Linked DNA regions of Homo sapiens: region 2 is linked to region 1. A link is an interaction called in ENCODE POLR2A ChIA-PET data of the cell type or tissue named here. Cell type or tissue: IMR-90. All regions are shown on one strand. Links, peaks and the distances in the headings refer to the core of each region. The heading gives the core; the rest is flanking DNA.

What was found. ChIA-PET counts read pairs that join two places held together with the same protein. Peaks named below come from ENCODE experiments on the same cell type or tissue, not always from the same donor. Only the 100,000 strongest peaks of a DNase experiment are listed, where the experiment ranks them.
Region 2: POLR2A ChIA-PET joins it to region 1 with 8 read pairs; 1 of 35 experiments calls an interaction of 5 or more read pairs at or near these places.

Annotation. Positions count from the first base shown.
Region 1 is chr17:42,413,237-42,417,236 of GRCh38, forward strand. The region is part of intron 1 of CAVIN1 (caveolae associated protein 1); the gene reads right to left. Among named protein-coding and RNA genes, the nearest start is that of CAVIN1, 8.0 kb to the right of the region's middle. In IMR-90, for the core only: no CTCF peak of the experiment used is centred there; no DNase peak of the experiment used is centred there; H3K27ac peaks cover 818 bases.
Region 2 is chr17:42,966,207-42,974,082 of GRCh38, forward strand. PTGES3L-AARSD1 (PTGES3L-AARSD1 readthrough) reads right to left here. Exons shown (of 17, transcript NM_001136042.2): 5 at 5,401-5,490; 6 at 4,083-4,136. It overlaps PTGES3L (prostaglandin E synthase 3 like), which reads right to left. Exons shown (of 7, transcript NM_001261430.2): 5 at 5,401-5,490; 6 at 4,083-4,136; 7 at 1,897-2,980. The coding sequence ends at 2,942. Among named protein-coding and RNA genes, the nearest start is that of AARSD1, 5.7 kb to the left of the region's middle. RefSeq lists a silencer at 3,153-3,353 and an enhancer at 6,423-6,989. In IMR-90, for the core only: no CTCF peak of the experiment used is centred there; DNase peaks (open chromatin) are centred at 2,905 and 3,275.

The sequences.
Region 1 (4,000 bases), core at 1-4,000:
AGAAACTCATTTTAAATGCTTCATCAAGAGGGCCCTGGGAGCTGGGCACAGTGGCTCACGCCTATAATCCCTGTAATCCCAGCACTTTGGAGGCCAAGGTGGGTGGATCCCTTGAGCCCAGGAGTTCAAGACCAGCCTCAGCAACATTGCCCAGGTCTCTGCAAAAAATACTGTTAGTGGGGCCTGTTGGCACATGCCTGAAATTTCAGCTACTCGGGAGGCTGAGGCAGGAGAATCACTTGAACCAGGGAGGTGAAGTTTGCAGTGAGCTGAGGTCCAGCCACTTCACTCTAGCCTGGGCGACAGAGCAAAAGTCTGTCTCAAAAAGGGAAAAAAAAAAAAAAAAAAAAAAAAAAAAAAAAAGAGGTCCCTGGGGCCAAAAGGGGTGGGGCAAACTCAAGCCCAAGAATTAATAAACACAGCTTCAATTGAGCCCCTCCCTTCCTCCCTCTACAATATTCCCCAGTCCCATTCTTGGGCTTCCATCTCCAATCCTTCCCCAGCCATAATCATAGGAAGACTATGGAGGCTACTAGGGGTGGATAAGGAGTTTTCTAAGGGGCTAGTTGTTGGATTATAACTGGGGAGGCTCAGATGAGTAAATACAAAGGCACACAACTTCACTGTCTTCAGAGTCAGACTCTGCCAATCCCAGTTTTGTGGTTGTTGTTTTTTTTTAGACGGAGTCTTGCTCTGTCACCCAGGCTGTGGAGTATAGTGGCGTGATCTTGGCTCACTGCAACCTCTGCCTCCTGAGTTCAAGTGATTCTCCTGCCTCAGCCTCCCTAGTAGCTGGGATTACAGGTGTGTGCCACCATGCCCGGCTAATTTTTTTTGTATTTTTGGTAGAGACGGAGTTTCGCCATGTTGGCCAGGCTGGTCTTGAACTCCTGACCTCAAGTGGTCCACCCACCTCAGCCTCCCAAAGTGCTGGGATTACAGGCATGAGCCAGTGTGCCCAGATTAATCTGTTTTCATTCTTCCCTGGGGTAGGGTGGACACAGGATGCTACCCCAAATGAGGAGAGGGATAGGCATGGAAGAGGGACATCCTGGCAATTTCCCTTTGGCCACGTCCCCACCTTCTGTCTCCCTTGCCACCCCTCCCTCTTGCTACCACTTAAGATATCATACACTAAAATGCACAGAGAAATCAGGATCCAAAACCAAGCTCTATTTTTTTTTTTAAGATAGAGTCTCTCTATGCTGTCCAACCTGGCTTCAAACTCCTAGTCTCAAGCAATCTTCCTGCCTCAACTTATTGAGTAGCTGGGACTACAGGCACACATCACTGTGCCTGGCAAAACCAAGCTATTTTTATGACAGGTGAGCCTATGTCCTGGGACCTCTGGACCTCTGCGGCAGCCCCCAACTCTCTCTCCTGAGGGGCTGAGTTGTGGAAGACTATAGGCTTCTTGCTTTGAGCAATCAGATGCCAGGCGAGAGGGACACTTGGCGGCACTATTGGACTCAGGCAATAGCAGTATTTGATAAAGCCTGTAGTCTCAAAAAAACAAAGCAGCAGGTCCCAACCTCCCCTGCAGGGTACAAGGAGGAGGTGGGAGTGGCAGAGAGGCTGAAGAGAAAGGGAAACAACATGTCCCTCTCCTAGGTATGTGTGGAGTCCCTGCCAGGGCACACCACGGCTGACCAGGAGCTCCACTCCTCCCCTACGCCCCTCCCCTCCCCAACACCCCTCCTTTCCCCCACTTTTCTCCCCTACACCCCTCCCCTCCCCTACACCTCTCCCCTCCCACTGTCACCAGGCCAGGTGACCACACATTGCCTCTACTTCAGCACTTACAAGGCTAAGCAGCCAATGGCCACCAATGCTGGCCACTCATAGCCAACGCCACACACACAAACACCCATACACACGCAAAGCAGCCCCAGGGCCAGGACTGTGCAACTAACTCCCTCAGCAAGTGTCGGAGCCACAGCTAGCCCTAGCTTTGTCAGGGCTAGTCTTCACTCAGCTTTCTGCTGCAGAGCCCAGAACGGAAGGAGGGGGTGGGGAGCAGTGAGTGTAGCGGAAGGGTACACCTGGGTTCTGGCTCCAGTTTGACTCCCAATCACTTGAGTGACAATAGGCTAGTGACTTCCCCTCTCTGGGCCTCAGCTTCCTAAACCACAAAATGAAGGAGTTGAAGTTGATTATTTGCAAAGTGTCTTCTAGCTCAAGAAGTGTATAATGAGGCCGGGTGCGGTGGCTCACGCCTGTAATCCCAGCACTTTGGGAGGCTGAGGCAGACGGATTGCTTGAGCTCAGGAATTGGAGACCCTGGGCAATGTGGAGAAACCCCATCTCCACCAAAAAATACAAAAATTAGCTGGATGTGGTGGTGCATGTCTGTAGTCCTAGCTACTTGGGGGCCTAAGGCAGGAGGAATGCTTGAGCCCGGACGACAGGGGCTGCAGTGAGCCGTGACAGCTGCCACTACATTCCAGCCTGGGCAACAGAGTGAGACCCTGTCTCAGAAAAACAAAACAAAACAAAAAACAAAAAAAAAGAAAAAAAGAAAAGAAAAATTTAAAAAATGCTAATGACAGAATGATGAAATATTCACAATGTTATATTTCCAAAAAAAAATGGCCCAAGCCACTCCTACTTCTGAGGTTAGTTGCTTAGCAATAATATCCCCTCCCCTCTTGCTATCAGTTGCCCACTCTTTGCTGTCTCCTCATGCTTTTGACTTTGATCTTTACAATATGAAAAATAAAAATAAAAAGGCCGCGTGGCTCACGCCTGTAACCCCAGCACTTTGGGCGGCCAAGGCAGGAGTATCACTTATGCCCAGGAATTCGAGACCAGCCTAAGCAACAGTGGGGACCCTCTAGAAAAAACATTTAGGCTGAGCACAGTGGCTCCCACCTGTAATTCCAGCACTTTGGGAGGCTGAGGCAGGTGGATCACCTGAGGTCAGGAGTTCGAGACCAGCCTAGCCAACATGGTGAAACCCCGTCTCTGCTAAAAATACAAAAATTAGCCAGGTGTGGTGGCACATGCCTGTAATCCCAGCTACTTAGGACGGTGAGGCATGAAAATTGCTTGAATCCAGGAGGTGGAGGTTACAGTGAGCTGAGATCACGCTACTGCACTCCGGCCTGGGTGACAGAGCAAGACTCTGTCAAAGAAAGAAGAGAGAGAGAGAGAGAGAGAAAAGAAGAAAAGAAGAAGGAAAGAAGGCCGGAAGGAATTTAAAAATTAGCTGGGCATGGTGGCTTGTGCCTGTAGTACCAGCTACTTGGGAGGCTGAGATGGTGAGATGGGAGGATTGCTTGAGCCTAGGAGTTTGAGGCTGCAGTGAGCTATGATACCACCACTCCAGCCTGGGCTGCAGAGCTAAGATCCTTTCTCAAAAAAAAAAAAAAAAAAAAAAAAAGGGAGGGAGGAACCCAGGGATAGCATGATTTCCTTTCGTCTTGGGAATACCCCTAAAAATACCCTCCCTGCTTTGGACCCAGTGACCAGGAAAAACAACCCAAACTCAGTTTGGGAGGAAGGGATGTACTATGCATACTCTCCATGGCCGCTGGGTTTTAGGGATGAAAGGGACCAAAGCCCTGGGTTGAGAATATTTTTGGACAAAGGTTTGGGGTTCTTCTAGAGCAAGGTAGCCCTAATTTGCGTTGAATCCAGGAAAGAGGTACAGGTTGGATTGCGATTTGGGGAGGAGAAGCCATCAGGCTCTCGTTCCAGCCCTGGTGCCCTACCCTTTAATGCCCATGAGACACCTAATCCCTTAAATGCTTCCTGGCCCTTATCCCCAGGCACTTGGAGCAGGTCTGATGGGCCTTTGCTGCTGGTCCATATGTAGGTCACTGACTTTGCCTCCTCAAAACTGCTCCAGAACACATTTTTAGTCATGAGCCGCATAGCAACGTTTCAGTCAACAGACGGCATACACAACCGTGGTCCCATAAGATTGTAATGGAGGCTGGTTGTGGTGGCTTATGCCTGTAATCTTAGCACTTTGGGAGGCCAAGGCAGGTGGATTGCT
Region 2 (7,876 bases), core at 616-4,615, 550 kb after region 1:
TAGAAATGTACCCTACAGATATCCTGGCAAAAATATGTAAAGATCCACATTTTTAAATGTTGATTGCAATATTGTTTGCAAATGGTAAAAGACTGCCGGACGCGGTGGCTCATGCCTGTAATCCCGGCACTTTGGGAGGCCGAGGCAGGTGGATCACCTGAGGTCAGGAGTTCTAGACCAGCCTGGCCAACGTGGTAAAACCCCGTCTCTACTAAAAATACAAAAATTAGCTGGGCCTGGTGGCAGGCGCCTGTAATCCCAGCTACTAGGGGAGCCGAGGCAAGAGAATCGCTTGAACCCGGGATGCGGAGGTTGCAGTGAGCTGAGACCACGCCGTCGCATTCCAGCCTGGGGGACAAGAGCGAGACTTCGTCTCAAAAAAAAAGAATATGGTAAAAGACTAACGACCTACGTGTCCCTCAATAAAGAACCTGTGAAATTATGAAAAATACATTCAATGGAATACCATATAGCCATGAAAAAAATGAGTTAGATCTATATGTTCTGACTTGTAAAGATCTCCAATATATATTAAATGAAAAAGGGCACAATGCAAGATGCGGATGGTATGATTCCAGTTGTGTACACACACAGACACACACAACACATCTGCTAATTAAGTTTTAACATACTGCATGTAAGTAATATATACTATATGTTTATGTTCCATGTTATATATTGTTTTGTATGTTATATAATTATACCTTAGAACTACATAGTATAAAATAAATTATAGGTATTATAGTATTTATAATGCAGTATGGGGCCAGGGATGGTGGCTCAGGCCTGTAATCCCAGCACTTTGGGAGGCCGAGGAAGGAGGCTTAAGGCCAGGAGTTTGAGAGCAGCCTGGGCAACAAGCAAATCTTTACAAAAAAATAGTTTGTCCTAAAGACAAGGTCTTTACATATATATAAAATATATATTATATAATATATAATATAATATATAAAATATATATTATATAATATATAATATAATATATAAAATATATATTATATAATATATAATATAATATATAAAATATATATTATATAATATATAATATAATATATAAAATATATATTATATAATATATAATATAATATATAAAATATATATTATATAATATATAATATAATATATAAAATATATATTATATAATATATAATATAATATATAAAATATATATTATATAATATATAATATAATATATAATATATAAATATATATGTATTTATATATGTAGATATATAATATATAAAATATATATAATATGTATCATATATAATTTATATATTATATATTTTAAATATATAATTTATATATAATATATAAAATTAATATATATAATATATATTTTATATATAAAATTAATATATAATATATATATATTTTATAGAGCGAGACGGAGTTTCGCTCTTGTTGCCCTGGCTGGAGTGCAATGGTGTGATCTCGGCTCACAGCAACCTCCACCTCCTGGATTCAAGCCATTCTCCTGCCTCAGCCTCTGAAGCAGCTGGGATTACAGGCATGAGCCACCACGCCTGACTAATTTTGTATTTTTAGTGGAGACAGGGTTTCTCCATGTTGGTCAGGCTGGTCTCGAACTCCTGACCTCAGGTGATCCACCCACCTCAGCCTCCCAAAGTGTTGGGATTACAAGCATAAGCCACCGCACCTAGCCTACAAAAATATTTTTTAACTTAGTCAGCTGTAGTGTAGTCCTAGCTACCCAGGAGGCTGAGGCAGGAGGATTACTTGAGCCCAGGAAGTCAGGGCTCCATGAATAATGAATGTACCACTGTATTCCAGCCTGGGCAACAAAGCAAGACTCTATCTCAAACATAAATAAATAAATAAAGTTTACTTTTAAAGTAAATCCTAATAGTTTACCATGAGTTCAAGAGCAAAGTCTATAGGCAATGCATTTATTTTGTTTAAGTTACAGTCAACTGTACATATTAGGCACTCAAAAAAGTTTATGGACAAATAGAATAGCTGTTGGACAAATAAACATAGACATTAACTAGAGTAACAATCAGTTTTAAAAGTATAAAGAGGGCCGGGTGTGGTGGCTCATACATGTAATCCTAGCACTTTGGGAGGCTGAGGTGGGTGGATTACTTGAGGTCAGGAGTTCGAGACCAGCCTGGCCAACATGGTGAAACCCCATCTCTGCTAAAAATACAAAAATTAGCTGGGCCTGGTGGTGCACATCTGTAGTCCCATCTACTTGGGAGGCTGAGGCAGGAGAATTGCTTGAACCCAGAAGGTGGAGGTTGCAGTGAACAGAGACTGCACCACTGCACTCCAGCCTGGGCGACAGAGCAAGACTCCATCTCGGAAAAAAAAAAAAAAAGTATAAAGAGATTTCTAGAGTGTGCAGGAAGCTGAAGTGGCTGGTTCTAGAGATGACAGAATTAGCTGTAAGAAATCAGAGCACAAATCTGGGCAAGAGGAAGCACCCCAGCTTGGTTACTAGAGGGAGAAGAGGCTTGCCACCAGGAGGAATAAGTACAAGAAGGAAACAGACAGAGAACAGTTCCTAGAGATTTATTATAATCTGTTTCTTCTTTGGCTTTTTGCTTTGCCCCATATGCACACATAGTAGAGATTTCTATAATCTGCATTCTTCTTTGGCTTTTGTTTTGCCACATACACACACATACTCAAATAATCAAGTGGCCTAAACACAGAGATTAGAAACCAATCAGTAAGAAATCAGAAGCCCTACCAGTCTACCCCTCCCCGACCCTGCATCTGATGTGGAGCCATAGTCAAGTGCCTAGGAGGAAGACAAGCTTGAAGGACGACCCTTAATAAAGAGCTTCTAGGAAAGTTCAGAGATCTCAGAAGAACTTGGTGCACAGCCAAAGCGCTGACAAAGGCCTAGGCGCTAGCTTTCTAGAACAACTGGAAAATAGCCACAGCTGCCTTCCCAGCTTTGCGTCACAGAAAGTTAATTACTTGTTGCATCATCAGCACTGTCAGAATCATCCTGGGGGCGGGGGGGAAAAAAGACAAAGCACCTGTAGACCCTGCAAAGCAGGAACATTTGTGTTAACAAATACTGCTTCCTCTCTCCTGTTCTCCAAGTTTCTTTTTGTGATTTCCTAAACCACCCAACTTAGGGGGCTAATATGAAAGGTTTTAACTTACTTTGGATGTTAAGTAAACCAACACTACTTTGTCATACATCATTAGTTTCAGGACTTTTTTTTTTTTTTTTTTTTTTTTTGAGACAGGGTCTTGCTTCATCACCCAGCTGCAGTGCAGTGGCATGATCTCAGCTCAGTGCAACCTCTGCCTCACAGTCTCAAGCGATCCTCCCACCTCAGCCACTTGAGTAGCTGGGATTATAGGCTACTGTGCCTGGCTAATTTTTGTACTTTTGGTAGAGACAGGGTTTTGCCCTGTTGCCCAGGCTGGTCTCAAACTGCTGAGCACAAGTGATCCACCTGCCTTGGCCTCTCAAAGTGCTGGGATTACAGGCGTGAGCCACCACACCCACCCTAGTTTCAGAATTTTAATTAATGCTATTGCTCCTTACAGCTGGGGTAGGTCTTCTCTAGGATGGAGAAACAGAGGGGTAGATGGAAAGCAGGAGGGTCTTGCTAGGGTTTTCTAAAGCCTGGAGAAGAATATTAGCCTTCTTGGGCCAGGCGTGGTGGCTCACGCCTGTAATCCCAATACTTTGGGAGGCCGAGGCGGGTGGATCACCTCAGGCCAGGAGTTCGAGACCAGCCTGGCTAACATGGCAAAACCCTGTCTCTACTAAAAATACAAAAATTAGCTGGGCGTGGTGGCAGGCACCTATATTCCCAGCTACTCAGGAGTCTGAGGCAGGAGAATCTCTTGAACCCAGGAGGCAGAGGTTGCAGTGAGCCAAGATCGGGCCACTGCACTCCAACCTGGGCGAAAGAGTGAAACTCCTCCCCCACCCCCCAAAAAAAGAATATTAGCCCTCTTGGGTCAAACTCAAATTTGGTTAACAGGCACTGAGAACTACTGTGTGCTAGGAACTGGGATAGGAGCTCTCTAGTGGGTTGTTTTTAAGGGCTACAAAGAAACTGAAGGGTTGAGGGGAAGGCTTTACTTACATCCAAATCATCCATGGCAGGTGGAGGTCTCTTGGTGCTGACCTTCTTCAAAAGCTAGTGGGAAGAAAAAATAATCACAAGGGAGAAGGGAGTGAAGGAAGAACAATCTGCACATTGATGGTCCATAGAAGAATGGTTGCAGCCAGAACTGGTCAGGCAACTGCTCCCATCTTTAAAACATCACTGGAATTAATTTGAGAAAAGTAAATTGATCCCCTTCTTAAAAGAAAATTTAACACAAATCCAGATTGGAGTCGGCTAGTGTTTTTATAACTGAAACCAAATAATATAACGACAGTGTGTGATTTACTGGGGGCCAATTATTTATGATGTGAGTTTTTATACTGCTAGTTTTAACATCCCATGAAGTTGTCTGGCTTAACACGCGCACACACACACACACACACACACACACACACACACACACACAGAGGCCGGGTTTGGTGGCTCACATTTGTAATGTGAGCACTTTGGGAGGCTGAGACAGACAGATCACTTGAGGCCAGGAGTTCCAGACCAGCCTGGCCAACATGATGAAACCCCATCTCTACCAAAAATACAAAAAAAAATTAGCCAGGGGTGGTGGCGCATGCCTGTAATCCCAGCTACTCAGGTGGCTGAGGCACAAGAATCACTTGAACCTGGGAAGTGGAGGTTGCAGGGAGCTACTGCACTCCAGCCTGGGAGACAGAGCAAGACTCTGTCTCAAAAAGAAAACCACACACACAGGCCAGGCATGGTGACTTACGCCTGTAATCCCACCACTTGGGAGGGTGAGGCAGGTGGATCACCTGAGGTCAGGAATTTGAGACCAGCCTGGCCAACATGGTGAAACTCCGTCTCTACTAAAAAAATACAAAAATTATCCAGAAGTGGTGGTGGGCACCTGTAATCCCAGCTACTCAGGAGGATGAGACAAAATTGCTTGAACCCAGAGGCAGAGGTTGCAGTGAGCTGAGATCGCGCCATTGCACTCCAGCCTAGGCGACAGAAAACCACACACACACACACACACACAGAAAACAGTAGAACAAGAATTACAGAAAAGTGGAAAAACGTTTTGTCAAACTTCTTCAGAATACAGGCTCTACACTGAATAAGTGAATCAATGTATATAATTTCAATAATATTCTTTCCTCTCATCCCTATTAAATAAACATTGCACAAAATACGTAAAGAATATCAGCATCAATGAGTAACCTGCCTAGAGAGCTTGCATATCTCTGCTTGGCCCCAGTGACAATCCTCCAGAGACATGTGTGCAGAGAAACACAAAGAATGATCAAGTGGGCAGAACACAGTAGGTGTTGTCTCTCACCTCTGCATAATGTTCCACATGAGCCAGCTCCATCTCTTCATCCCCTTCCCAGTCTCTCCAGTTATCAAAGTCCACAGACAGCCACACTGGCTGCAAGAAGAGGCACCAAGAGTCACAGGCCAGGAGGGCAGGAGCAGGAGTGTGTGGGAGAGTGTGGGCATATGCATGGGAGCACGCCTGGGGAAAAGAGGGTCAGTAGGTCCCTAGTCCTCCCAACTGCACTCCTTTGACCAGGAACCTGCCAATCTACACACAAAGCTAGGCATGATAGAGTCTGAAAATCTCAGAAGTCCTACCCTCCGGCCAGGCGTGGTGGCTCATGCCTGTAATCTCAGCACTTTGGAAGGCCGAGGCAGGAGGATCACAAGGTCAGGAGTTCGAGACCAGCCTGGCCAATATGGTGAAACCTCGTCTCTAGTAAAAATACAAAAATTATCCGGGCGTGGTGACGGGCACCTGTAGTCCCAGCTACTCGGGAGGCTGAGGCAGGAGAATTGCTTGAGCCTGGGAGGCGGAGGTCGCAGTGAGCCAAGATCGTGCCACTGCACCCCAGCCTGGGTGACAGAGCAAGACTGCATCTCAAAAAAAAAAAAAAAAAAAAAAAGAAGTCCCACCCTCCAGGAGCCGATTGACTGAGGAGACAACACATCTGGAAAGATAATTGTATCATAAAGCAACATAGGCATTATGCCCTCTCTCTCTCCCTCTCCCTCTCCCCCTCCCCCTCCCCCTCCCCATGGTCTCCCTCTCTTTCCACGGTCTCCCTCTCATGCGGAGCCGAAGCTGGACTGTACTGCTGCCATCTCGGCTCACTGCAACCTCCCTGCCTGATTCTCCTGCCTCAGCCTGCCGAGTGCCTGCGATTGCAGGCACGCACCGCCACGCCTGACTGGTTTTGGTGGAGACGGGGTTTCGCTGTGTTGGCTGGGCCGGTCTCCAGCCCCTAACCGCGAGTGATCCGCCAGCCTCGGCCTCCCGAGGTGCCGGGATTGCAGACGGAGTCTCGTTCACTCAGTGCTCAATGGTGCCCAGGCTGGAGTGCAGTGGCATGATCTCGGCTCGCTACAACCTACACCTCCCAGCCGCCTGCCTTGGCCTCCCAAAGTGCTGAGATTGCAGCCTCTGCCCGGCCGCCACCCCGTCTGGGAAGTGAGGAGTGTCTCTGCCTGGCCGCCCATCGTCTGGGATGTGAGGAGCCCCTCTGCCTGGCTGCCCAGTCTGGAAAGTGAGGAGCGTCTCCGCCCGGCCGCCATCCCATCTAGGAAGTGAGGAGCGCCTCTTCCCGGCCGCCATCACATCTAGGAAGTGATGAGCGTCTCTGCCCGGCCACCCATCGTCTGAGATGTGGGGAGCACCTCTGCCCCGCTGCCCCATCTGGGATGTGAGGAGCGCCTCTGCCCGGCCGCGACCCCGTCTGGGAGGTGAGGAGCGTCTCTGCCCGGCCGCCCCGTCTGAGAAGTGAGGAGACCCTCTGCCTGGCAACCACCCCGTCTGAGAAGTGAGGAGCCTCTCCGCCCGGCAGCCACCCCATCTGGGAAGTGAGGAGCGTCTCTGCCCAGCAGCCACCCCATCCGGGAGGGAGGTGGGGGGGGGTCAGCCCCCCGCCCGGCCAGCCGCCCCGTCCGGGAGGGAGGTGGGGGGGTCAGCCCCCCGCCCGGCCAGCCGCCCCGTCCGGGAGGTGAGGGGCGCCTCTGCCCGGCGGCCCCTACTGGGAAGTGAAGAGCCCCTCCGCCCGGCCAGCCGCCCCGTCCGGGAGGGAAGTGGGGGGGGTCAGCCCCCTGCCCGGCCAGCCGCCCCGTCCGGGAGGTGAGGGGCGCCTCTGCCCGGCCGCCCCTACTGGGAAGTGAGGAGCCCCTCTGCCTGGCCACCACCCCGTCTGGGAGGTGTGCCCAACAGCTCACTGAGAACGGGCCAGGATGACAATGGCGGCTTTGTGGAATAGAAAGGCGGAAAAGGTGGGGAAAAGATTGAGAAATCGGATGGTTGCCGTGTCTGTGTAGAAAGAAGTAGACATGGGAGACTTTTCATTTTGTTCTGCACTAAGAAAAATTCTTCTGCCTTGGGATCCTGTTGATCTGTGACCTTACCCCCAACCCTGTGCTCTCTGAAACATGTGCTGTGTCCACTCAGGGTTAAATGGGTTAAGGGCGGTGCAAGATGTGCTTTGTTAAACAGATGCTTGAAGGCAGCATGCTCGTTAAGAGTCATCACCACTCCCTAATCTCAAGTAATCAGGGACACAAACACTGCGGAAGGCCGCAGGGTCCTCTGCCTAGGAAAACCAGAGACCTTTGTTCACTTGTTTATCTGCTGACCTTCCCTCCACTATTGTCCCATGACCCTGCCAAATCCCCCTCTGTGAGAAACACCCAAGAATTATCAATAAAAAAATAAATTAAAAAAAAATAAAAATAAAAATAAAAAAAAATAAAGCAACATAGGAGTCAACCAATAAGACAGACAAGCTGCAGCCAGG